Linked DNA regions of Homo sapiens: region 2 is linked to region 1. Evidence: chromatin loops called from intact Hi-C (ENCODE). Cell type or tissue: heart right ventricle. All regions are shown on one strand. Each heading gives the region's core, and the rest is flanking DNA. Links, peaks and the distances in the headings are about the cores only.

Region 1 (6,032 bases), core at 627-5,626:
TAAAAATGATTTTAGGCTAGGTGCGGTGGCTCATGCCTATAATCCCAGCACTTTGAGAGGCCAAGGTAGGGGGGATCATCTGAGACCAGGAATTTGAGACCAGACTTAGCAATAAGCAAGACCCTATCCCTACAAAAAATAAGAAAATTAGCTGGGCTTGGCAGCACACGCCTGTAGTCCCAGCTACTCAAGAGGCTGAGGTAGGAAGATCACTTGTGCCCAGGAGTGCAAGGCTGCAGTAAGCTATGATTTCACCACTACACTCTAATCTGGGTGACACAGAAAGACCCCATGTCAAAATTAAACAAGAAAGATTTTACTTTTCTGATGACAAAACTAATGCATGCCAATTTTAAAAATATAGTCAAATCTTATAAATATATATGTATATAATACAGAAAAGTTCTTCATTTTCTCGCCATCCCCCAACCCCAAATAACTACTTATGAAAAGTACATCAATGCTTTTTATGTTCACATACTAGCATGTTATTATGAATTTTTAAAAACATAAATTTAAGATCTATCTGTACCTTACAACTTGATCTTTGAACTTACTAATTTATCTTGAATGTCTCATGAATTAGTCCATTTTTAGTTATTTCATTGCTTTTTTAACCACACCTTAGTATTCTATTAAGGATTGTATTAGTCACATTTCTCTAGAGGGACAGAACTAATAGGAGATATAGATATAGATATAGATATAGATATAGATATAGATATAGATATAGATATAGATATAGATACAGATGATATAGATATAGATATATCAAAAGGAGTTTACTAACTTATAAGATCACAAGGTCCCACAATAGGCTGTCTGCAAGCTGAGGAGCAAGGCAAACCAGTTTGAGTCCCAAAACTGAAGAACTTGGAATCTGATGTTTGAGGGCAGGAAGCATCCAGTACAGGAAAAAGATGTAGGCTGGGAGGCTAGGCCAGTCTCTTTTTCACGTTTTACTGCCTGCTTTATATTTGCTGACAGCTGATTAGATTGTGCCTGCCAGATTAAGAGTGGATCTGCCTTCCCCAGCCCACAGACTCAAATGCTTATCTCTTTTGGGATCACCCTGACAGATATACCCAGGATCAATACTTTGTATCCTTCAATCCTATCAAGTTGACACTCAGTATTAACCATCACAAGGATATCCCATAAGTATTGAAACAGTTCTCTGCTGATGAATATTTAGATAGTATTTAATTTTTCAACATTAAAATCAATAGTGAAGTGAACATCTTTGAATATGTATAATTGAGTGAGTATTTGGGTAGAATAAATTCTTAGATGTTGATATGATTTTGCTGTGTCCCCACTCAAATCTCATCTTGAATTGTAGCTCCCATAATAGTGTCATGGGAGGGACCCTGTGGGAGGTAATTGAATCACGGAGGCAGGTTTTCCCATGCTGTTCTCATGATAATGAAGAAGTCTCACAAGATCTGATGATTTTATGAAGGGGAGCTCCCCTCCACCTGCTCTCTTGCCTGCAACCATGTAAGACATGCCTTTGCTCCTCCTTCACCTTCCATCATGACTGTGAGGCCTCCCCAACCATGTGGAACTGTGACTCCATTAAATCTCTCTTTTTTTATAAATTACCCAGCCTTGGGTATTTCTTCATAGCAGTATGAAAATAGACTAATATAGATATGGAATTTGACCTTTGAACTTGCACTTAGAGCTGTTATATAAATACCACAACCAGGGGAGTTCAAAACTATGGAAATGCATTCTCTCACAGTTCTGGAGGCTAGAAGTCCAAAATAGAGGTGTCAGCAGGGCCATACTCCCTCTGAAACCTGTGGGGAAATTCTTATGTGCTTCTTCCTAGCCTCTGGTGGTTTGCTGGCAATCTCAGTTTGCAGCTGTGTAACTCTAGTCCCTGCCTTCTACATCACATGGTGTCTCTTCCTGTGTGTCTCTGTTTCCACATGGCCATCTTCTTATAAGGTCACCAGTCACACTGGATTAGGGACCAACCCCACTCCACTATCAGCTGAACTAATTACATCCACAATAACCTTATTTCCAAATAAAGTCCCATTCTGAGAACTGAGAGTTAGAACTTCAACATATCTTTTCTGTGTGGGGAGCAGGTGAAGTAGGGGAAGGAAGGGACACAGTTTAACTCATAACATCTTTCAAAGGATAAAGGCTTTAAACATTTAATAGATGCTGCCATTTTCTTCAAAAACATTATGCCAATGTATATTCTCATCAACAGTTTATGAGAGTACCAGTTTCTCATGGACACTGGATATTATAAATTTTCTATTATTTTCTAATCTGATAGGCAAAATTTATAACTGATTGTTACTTTATTTTGTATTTTTTATTAGTGAAATAGAGCAAATTTTCACTTGCTGTACTGACTACTATAAAGAACTAAAAAAAAGGAAAAAACATTAAGAATTTTTCACTTGCTTCACTAATTTCTTTTGTGATTTGCCTCTAATGTCCTTTGCCCAATTTTTCTGTTGTACTATTCATCTTTTTCTTATTGATTTATAAGGGCTTTTTCTTTACTAGAGGAATCTATAAACTCTTTGCTTATTATATATATTGTACTTTCCTCTCAATTTGTCCTTTATTTCTGTTCTTGCTACATAGAAGCTTATTATTATTATTATTGAGACAGGGTCTCACTCTGTTGCCCAGGATGGAGTGCAGTGATGAGATCTCAGCTCACTGCAACTTCCACCTCTGGATTCAAGTGATTTTCGTGCCTCAGCCTCCTGAGTAGCTGGGATTATAGGCGTGCAGCACCATACCCAACTAATTTTCCTGTTTTTAGTAGAGACGAGGTTTTCATGTTGGCCAGGCTGGAAGCTTATTATTTTATATGGTTACCTTTCTCTTTTCAGAAACCAGGAATTTTCATTCTTAGAAAGACCTTATCCACCCCCAAATTATAGAAATAGATGCCAATGTTTTCTTCTAATACAATTATGGCTTCATTTATACATTTAATTTTTTTATCCCATTGATATGTATTTTAGTATAAGGGTCAGGTGACAATCCAGTATTCTTATTTTTCCAAATGGTGATCACATGGTTGTCACAGGCTGTTTATTGATGCATTTTCCCCGTAGGTTGGAAATAACACTTGTATCATATCCTGCTTTCTGTGTAAATTGCCAGAAGCTTGAAGGTCCAGTTCTAGGCCACCCTATTCTGTTTCATTGTCCTGCCAGTCTCCTGCTGAGCTGGAACCAGTGTTAGAGTTACTGTAACTTTGTAATACAGCCTAATATCCCATGTGGTTTTTTTCCCTCCCTTACTTTCCATAGTTTTCCTGACTGTTCTCAGGAGTTTATTCCTCTAGATTAAGTCTAAATTTTGGCAAGTTCTTTACAAAATTTCTGCAAATATTTTGATAGAATGGCATTAAATTTATAATGAGGAGAGAATTGGCACTTCATATATTTTTTCTACTCAAAAAATAGACCTCTCTATGAATTCAAATCTTTTATGTCTCTCAATATTATGCCTTTTTTCTTCATATAGCACAGGTTATATAGTTTTGTTAACTTATTCTTAAGTGTGTGTGTGTGTGTGTCTGTGTGTGTTTTGAAACACACACACTCCCTCTGTCACTCAGGCTGGAGTGCAGTGGCGTGATCTCAGCTCACTCTAACCTCTGCTTCTTGGATTCAAGTGATTCTCTTGCATCAGCCTTCCAAGTAGCTGGGGCTACAGGTGTGTGCCACCATGCCCGGCTAATTTTTGTATTTTTGGTAGAGTTGGGGTTTTGCTATGTTGGCCCAGCTGGTCTCAAACTCCTGACCTTAGGTGATCCACCTTCCTTGGCCTCCCAAAGTGCTAGGATTACAGGAGTGAGCCACCATGCCCGGCCTGAAGTGTTTTTAAATTACTACTAGGAATAAGATCTTTTCTTCCAGTTTAATTTTCTACCTGATTGTTCTTCAGTATGCAGGAAAATTATGAGTTTTTAAAATATTAAATAGGTAACTGGTTACTTCCCTGAATTACATTGTTTCTAATGGCTTTGCAGTTGTTTCTCTTGGGATTTCAAGTATATTGTCACATCATCTGCAGTAACTATAATTTTGTTCCCTCTCTTACAATATTTATATCTTTTATTGGTTATCTTATCTAATTATAAAGTTTTTCCAGAAAAAATGTTAGTTAATAGCAGTAATAGTGAACATGCTTGTCTTATTCCTGATTTAAGCAGAAACCTTTCTATTGTTTGTCTGTCAACTGTGATGTTGGTTTATGATTTAGGATACATCTGTCTATTGTATTATGGAAGTATTCCTATATTCCTATTTTGACACAGTCATTAAGAACATAAGAACATGCCACTTACTAGCTGTATGCAACCCACTACCTAATATGTGACCTGAGGCAAGACTGTTAACCTTGCTAGGCTTTAGTGTCCTTATCTACAGACTGAATGGGAAAGGTAGTACCTCCCTCATTATGTGATGGTTGAGGACTAAATAAGAAAACGCACACAAAGCATATCAGATAGTGCCCAATACATAATAAGGGAAAAATAAATGTTAGCTCTTATTACTTTTTTTACGTGAATGAACACTGAAATTTGTTACATTTATTTTCTATACCTTTGAAAGTAATCATGACTTTTCTCCTTTGACTATTAACAGGGTTAATTATAGTAATAGATTTCCTAAAATTGAATCCAGCTGATATGAGTCCCACTTTGGTATTTTAAAATGGACTACTGAATTCTATTTGCTAGTTTCCTTTTTTTTTTTTTTTTGTTTTTTGAGATAGCTCGCTCTGTCACCCAGGCTGGACTGCAGTGGTATGATCTCGGCTCACTGCAACCTCCACCTCCCGGGTTCAAGTGATTCTTGTGCCTCAGCCTCTGGTGTAGCTGGGACTACAGGCGTGTGCCACCATGCCTGGCTAATTTTTGTAATTTTAGTAGAGACAAGGTTTCACCATGTTGGCCAGGCTGGTCTCAAACTCCTGACCTCAAGTGATCTGCCTGCCTCAGCCTCCCAAAGTGCTGGGATTATAGGCATGAGCCACCATGCCTGGCTATTTCCTAATATCTTTATTAGAGCTTTTACATTGTATTTAAAAGGAAGATTACCCTGAGATATGTGTGTATGTGTGTGTGTGTATGATGGGTATAGGTGTGTGGCATGGGCTATGTGTGTGCAGTATGTTTGTATCTGTGCAGTGCATGTGTGTTGGGGTGTGGGTGGTGTGGATATAAGGTGAATCTGTGTGGTGTGGTATATGTGTTGTGTGTATATGTATGTGAGGCACATTTTTATTTGGGTAGAGTGTGGTATGTGTGATGTGTGCATGAATTGTGTGGATGTTTGTATTCGTGCAGTGTTTGTGTGTGTGTGTCTGGTGGGGGAACAATGCTTTTGCATAGTGTGTGGTACATAAGTGTTATCTCTATGAGGTTTTGGTACCAATGATACGTTGGCTTCCTAAAATAGGTAGGAGAATTTTTCCTTTAAGCTTTGGATGAGTTAAATAGCAACAAAATCTTCTCTCCCTTAAAGGTTTAAAATGAGCAACTTGTTAAATGACCTGGGCCTTGGGAGCTTGTGGTAGCATTATCCACTTTTTCCATGGCTTGGTTTTTTGGAAGATCTCTGAGTCTATTTTGATAAGAATTTCTTTGAAAATCATCCATTCATTCCCATTTATTAGAGAATAGAGAAATAGCTATTTTGGATATGACATCAAATAATAGCTCAGTGTAATTCTAAAGCTTTTCTGACATTTAGTATGAAAAGAAAAAGTAAGAGCAGTTGAGAAGTCATTTTGGCACAAAGAACACTACAGGGATAGCCAAGAGGGAAAGACAGACTGCCTCTGAGCTGGATCATCTTTGAGTAATAAAAATGGAGAAAAGCGTGACTGACTTATTTACCATGACTAGATAAGTAGTAAATAAATATTAGGTTGGTGCAAAAGTAATTGAGGTTTTTGCTATTACTTTTAATTTTTGCTATTACTTTTAACCTGAATTACTTTTGCACCAACTTAATACCTACAAAATAAATGTA
Region 2 (5,716 bases), core at 178-5,177, 160 kb after region 1:
TTATGAGTAGGTTATAGAATGTGAACCTCACCTTTTGGAAGATTTATTCTGTATTACTCAAATGAATCTTTGCTTGGAAGAAGATAAATCTCTAGTTTCTGAAACATTGGTCAATATATATATTGGTCCCACGTGGGCTGAAAAGATATGAAAGAGCATAAGGCTTTCTTTTCATTCATTGTCCAATATTTATATTCTCTACTAAAATCCCAGGGGTTTTAAGGAATAAAAAATGTTGGGATGCAACCTGTCCAACTATTAAGTCTCTTTGTTTCAGAAGCATTATGTATAGCATAGTATAACAGGAAGACCTGGCGGGCCACGGTGGCTCATGCCTGTAATCCCAGCACTTTGGGAGGCCAAGGCCGGAGGATCACCAGGTCAAGAGATTGAGACCATCCTGGCCAACATGGTGAAACCCTGTCTCTACGAAAAATACAAAAATTTGCTGGGCGTGGTGTCATGAGCCTGTAGTCCCAGCTACTTGGGAGGCTGAGGCAGGATAATCGCTTGAACCCGGGAGGCAAAGGTTGTAGTGAGCCGAGATTTTGCCACTGCACTCCACTCCTGGCGACAGTGAGACTCGCTCTCAAAAAAAAAAAAAAATTAATGCCTGTAATCCGGAGGCCGAGAAGGGCCGACCACGAGGTCAGGAAATCGAGACCATCCTGGCTAACACAGTGAAACCCCGTCTCTACTAAAAACACGAAAAATTAGCCGGCCTGGTGGTGGGCGCCTGTAGTCTCAGCTACTCGAAAGGCTGAGGCAGGAGAATGGCGTGAACCTGGGAGGCGGAGCTTGCAGTGAGCTGGGATCGTGCCACTGCACTCCAGCCTGGGCGACAGAGCGAGACTCCGTCTCAAAAAAAAAAAAAAAAAAACAAAAAAAAACAGGAAGACCTGTGTCTGGAGAGACCTAGGTTCTACTCTTATTTCTACCACTAATTAGATGTGTAATTTTAGATAAATCACTTAACCTCTCTAGACCTCTGTTTCTCATCTCTAATTAATCTAGTCCGTAGGTTATAATGAAGATCAAAAGGAATCACATGTATGGAAGCACTTCAAAAAATGTAGCACATGCATATTATACGGTATTATTAATACTTATATTTATTATTGGTCTGCAATGCCACTCTTGGACTTCAGCAAGAGGGACGCCTGCCCTGAGCCTTGTACTTCAGAAGGCCCTGCATAGCACAAACACAAATGCCCAAAAATTGATTAAATATCTGTCAATATGTTCCTAGGAGACATGGCCTCAACTCTGACAATAGCAATGACATTCTTTGAAGTGATTCAGTGATTATATATAATATTTTCTATATATGCCTCAAAATAGGTCAATTTGTTTAAACACATATCAAACATAATTTCATAGCCACTCTTGGTTAACAATGGAGATGTCATTTAAATGCTGTTAGAGCAGTTAGTTTAACCTAAACAAGATAGTGAGCTGCGCTAGGACAGTTGTGTGAAACAATAGAGGATCTTCAAAAAAAACTAAGGAATTGTGGTCTATGGTGGGAAATACTTTTGATTTTGGGCTAACCACAGCTATTTGGTATGGACTATTGCTTGCTATTAATAATGTTAGCAAAAGCTTACAAAATATGCAGACTTACCTAAGTTTGCCTAGTTCGCTTTTTAAATCATTTAAAATACTTTTTATTGCATTTGGCTGTTCTATGAAATGAAAGAAAAACATAAAAGAACAAAAGAAAAGCACAATTTTTAAAAAGTAAAGTACTTTTTAAATTTTGAAAGAAAATGATTTTTCTAAATTGAAAGATACTAAATATAGCATATACAATGAAATATTCCACAAAATAGAAACAAGAAAACAAAAATGATTGCATGATTATAAAGTTCACATACAAATCTGTATATATGTATTATATTTACATATTATTTTCTATTCTTTCCAGGTAGCAGTATAGTCTCCCTAAAGAGAGATTTGAACAAATTGAACCACATATTGTTCTCTCTTTTTCTTTATGATATCCCAGCATTGGAAAAATTGAAAGAACAACTTAATACTATATAAATAGATATTGCTTTAAGGGCTGGCAAAAAAAGATCACAATATAAGTAATAGAATTAATGTGATAAAATTAAAAATTTATAATATTTTCTATGATAATTATCATTATTACAGTCCTATTACAATGTCTGAATATGATATGCAAAATTCATTGTTCATTTCCAAATGTAAGTATTGATTTAGACATTCTATTAACAATGCCTGTTGCTACTGCCTCCACAGAATAAAATATTTCCAATTCCATTGAAATTCATTTTTAAATCAAGAAATAACCATAAAAATGGGCAACTAGCAGCCCTCGGGGCTACTTTGTCTATTAGCCATTCTTTTATTTCTTTACTTTCTTTATAAACTGGCTTTTACTTCAAAAAAAAATTCATTTTGAAAACATCTAATATTAAGGATTATTTTTTGGAGACAAGATCTCACTATGCTGCCCAGAGTGGCCTCAAACTCATGGACTCAAGTGATCCTCTCACCTCAGTCTCTGAGTAGCTGAGATTATGGGCACACACCACTGTGCCCAGCTTCAGTATTTTTTCTTTCTTTCTTTCTTTCATTTTTTAGATGGAGTCTTGCTCTGTCACTCAGGCTAGAGTGCAGTGGTGCAATCTCGGCTTACTGCAACCTCCACTACCCAGGTTCAAGTGATTCTCCTGCCTCAGCCTCCTGAGTAGCTGGGATTACAGGCACATGTCACCACGCCCAGCTTATTTTTGTATTTTTAGTAGAGAGGGGGTTTCCCTATGTTGGCTGGGCTAGTCTCAAACTCCTGACCTCAGGTGATCTGCCTGCCTCAGCCTCCCAAAGTGCTGGGATTACGGGTGTGAGCCACCATGCCCGGCCCAGCTTCAGTAGTTTTTTTATGTGAAAATATTATTAAGGAAAATTTTTAAGAGTTTTTCTTTGCTAGAAATGTATATTGATATGCTCATAGATAAAATTACGATATCTAGGATTTACTTCAAAGTAATTGAGAAGGCTGGGCACAGTGGCTCACGTCTGTAATCCCAGCACTTTGGGAGGCCAAGGCAGGTAGATCACTTGAGGTCAGCAGTTCGAGACCAGCCTGGCCAACATAGTGAAACCCCATCTCTACTAAAAATACAAACATTAGCTGGGTGTGGTGGCACACGCCTGTAATCCCAGCTACTGAGGAGGCTGAGGTGGGAGAATCACTTGAACCCAGGAGGCAGGAATGCAGTGAGCCAAGATGGCATCACTGCACTCCAGCCTGGGCAACAGAGTGAGACTGTGCCTCAATTAAAAAAAAAAAAGTAATTGGGTAGAGAAACTTGGGGAATATAAATGAAGCAACATTGACCATGAGTTAATAATTATTGGGGCTGGATGGTAAGTACATAGGAGTTCTTTATATTCTATTATATACATTTGTGAATGTTTGAAATTTCCCATAATAAAATGTTAAACAAAAATTTAAGAAGCATATGGAAGAGGAAAAAAATATTCTCCTCTACCCTCACAGGTTCTGTAACTGGAGACTGCCAATGAAACTGCCAAAAGGCAGATTAACAGGAGAAAAGACATACAGACTTCATCTGATGTTAACAGTTTAATTTTTACATGCATGGAGGCCTTCATAGAAAAGAAGTGAAGGCCTAAAGAAGTGATTATAACCTGGGACTTATATATCATTTTAACAAAGAGTAATAAATTGTGAAAAGGGGTTTGTCTTCTAAGAGCTGTTAATTGTGAGAAGGAAAATATATGGGGGAAACTAATGGAGGATAAGGGTTATTTTAGTAAAGTTTGTGCAGATCCATTTCAGTGCTTTCTATCTCCAGTGATGTTATTCTCCTGCTGGTATGGAAAAAGGGAGGGAGAATACCTTCACAAAGGGAAATTTATGCCCTATTTTAGGAAGATAGGAGGACAAAGAACTCTTTTTGTGTTTGCTGCTTCTTAATTGCCTTCAGCTCAAAATAAATCCTTATGCCAAAGTAGCATGTTTTTGGTGGCATATTCTAATCCCCTTCAAGTACACTGATTCAAGAAAAGTTGTTTATTTTGCTATTATTGTCAACAGAACACAAAGTACATGAAAGTCTGAATTATAACAACATGATTATTTTGCTAAAAAAGAAAATACATTTTATTATGTAATTAATATATAATTTATGAATTATGTGCATATTTATCTTGTCATCCAACATTACCAGTCCATCAATGGAACACCCAAATGCACAATAATAACTAAGTCCAATTATTTTTGCTATCTAGCTGACTTTCAATTATATGAAAACCATTGCTTTACACATATTTTTAAAAATTTTGAGACCGGGCACAGTGGCTCACGCCTATAATCCCAGCACTTTGGGAGACCGAGGCAGGCAGATCACCTGAGGTCAGGAGTTCAAGACCAGCCTGGCCAACATAGTAAAACCCCATCTCTACTAAAAATATAAAAATTAGCTGGGCATGGTGGTGGGTACCTGTAATCCCAGCTACTCAGGATGCTGAGACAGGAGAATCGCTTGAACCCTGGAGGCGGACATTGCAGTGAGCCAAGACCGCGCCACTTCATTCCAGCCTGGGCAACAAGAGTGAGACTCTGTCTCAAAAGAAAAAAAAAAAGATTTTGTCATCATAAAGGTATACTTGACAATTTGTCAAGGAAGGTGGATAGAACGTATTTATTTAATGGTTTGTTAGCTTCATTTATAATCTTAATGGTTTAGACCTGTTGTATGTAGCCCTCTACTTGAACTCTTGTCCTGGGTACAGCAAATGTTAGGGACATGCATGTTATTCTCAGATTTTCCATTTTATTCTTAATTTTAACAACTAAGAATGTTTGGGTGAGGATTCCCGGTATAATAATTTTATTTAACTTAAATTTGTCTTCCCCAAAATATTTTTAAAAAACAGTGTATACTTTTACTGGATATTAGATCCATATCTGAGATATCTGGATCTCAGATATCTCTGAATATTTTACCCTCAGCAGGAATCATGTATATTCATGATTGTGTTGATACTGTACCCCCTTTTTACCCCCAAAACAGCCATCATCTCTTTAGCAAGAATAGATGAGATCAAGTTACAATCCTTTCAGGGAAGACAATAGGGGTGATTCGAGATAACTGGTCATCCACATCAAGAATGTTTTGTAAAGTGCTAGGAGTGGTGGCGCACACCTATAATCCCAACACTTTGGGAGGCTGAGGCGAGAGGATTGTTTGAGGCCAGGAATTTGAGACCAGCCTGTGCAACATGGTAAGTCCCTGTCTCTACAAAAAAAAATAAAAATTAGTTGGGCATGGTAGTGCATGCCTATAGTCCTAGCTACTCAGGAGGCTGAGGTGGGAGGACCCCTTGAGCCCAGGAGGTCATGGCTACATTGACCTGTGATCTCAGCACTGCACTCCAGTCTGGACAACAGAGCAAGACACTGTCTGAAAAAACAAACAAACAAAAAGAATGTTGTGTAGATAATTCTGTTTATAATCCCAGCCTCATGTTCAATACAAACATTAGGAAACATTAGGCCTCAGGGGCCAGGCGCAGTGGCTCACACCTGTAATCCTAGCACTTTGGGAGGCCGAGGCGGGTGGATCACAAGATCAGGAGATCGAGGCCATCCTGGCTAACACAGTAAAACCCCATCTCTACTAAAAATACAAAAAAAAATTAGCCGGGCGTGGTGGCGGGC

What was found. Peaks named below come from ENCODE experiments on the same cell type or tissue, not always from the same donor. Only the 100,000 strongest peaks of a DNase experiment are listed, where the experiment ranks them.
Region 2: it touches region 1 in a loop (2.7-fold over the local background); 4 of 110 quality-filtered maps call a loop at or near these places.

The regions. Positions count from the first base shown.
Region 1 is chr2:48,081,574-48,087,605 of GRCh38, reverse strand. The region is part of intron 1 of LOC124907765 (a long non-coding RNA gene); the gene reads right to left. Among named protein-coding and RNA genes, the nearest start is that of FBXO11, 180 kb to the right of the region's middle. In heart right ventricle, for the core only: no CTCF peak of the experiment used is centred there; no DNase peak of the experiment used is centred there.
Region 2 is chr2:47,922,469-47,928,184 of GRCh38, reverse strand. LOC105374592 (a long non-coding RNA gene) reads right to left here and starts at 1,686. Exons shown (of 3, transcript XR_940074.3): 1 at 1,625-1,686; 2 at 32-137. In heart right ventricle, for the core only: no CTCF peak of the experiment used is centred there; no DNase peak of the experiment used is centred there.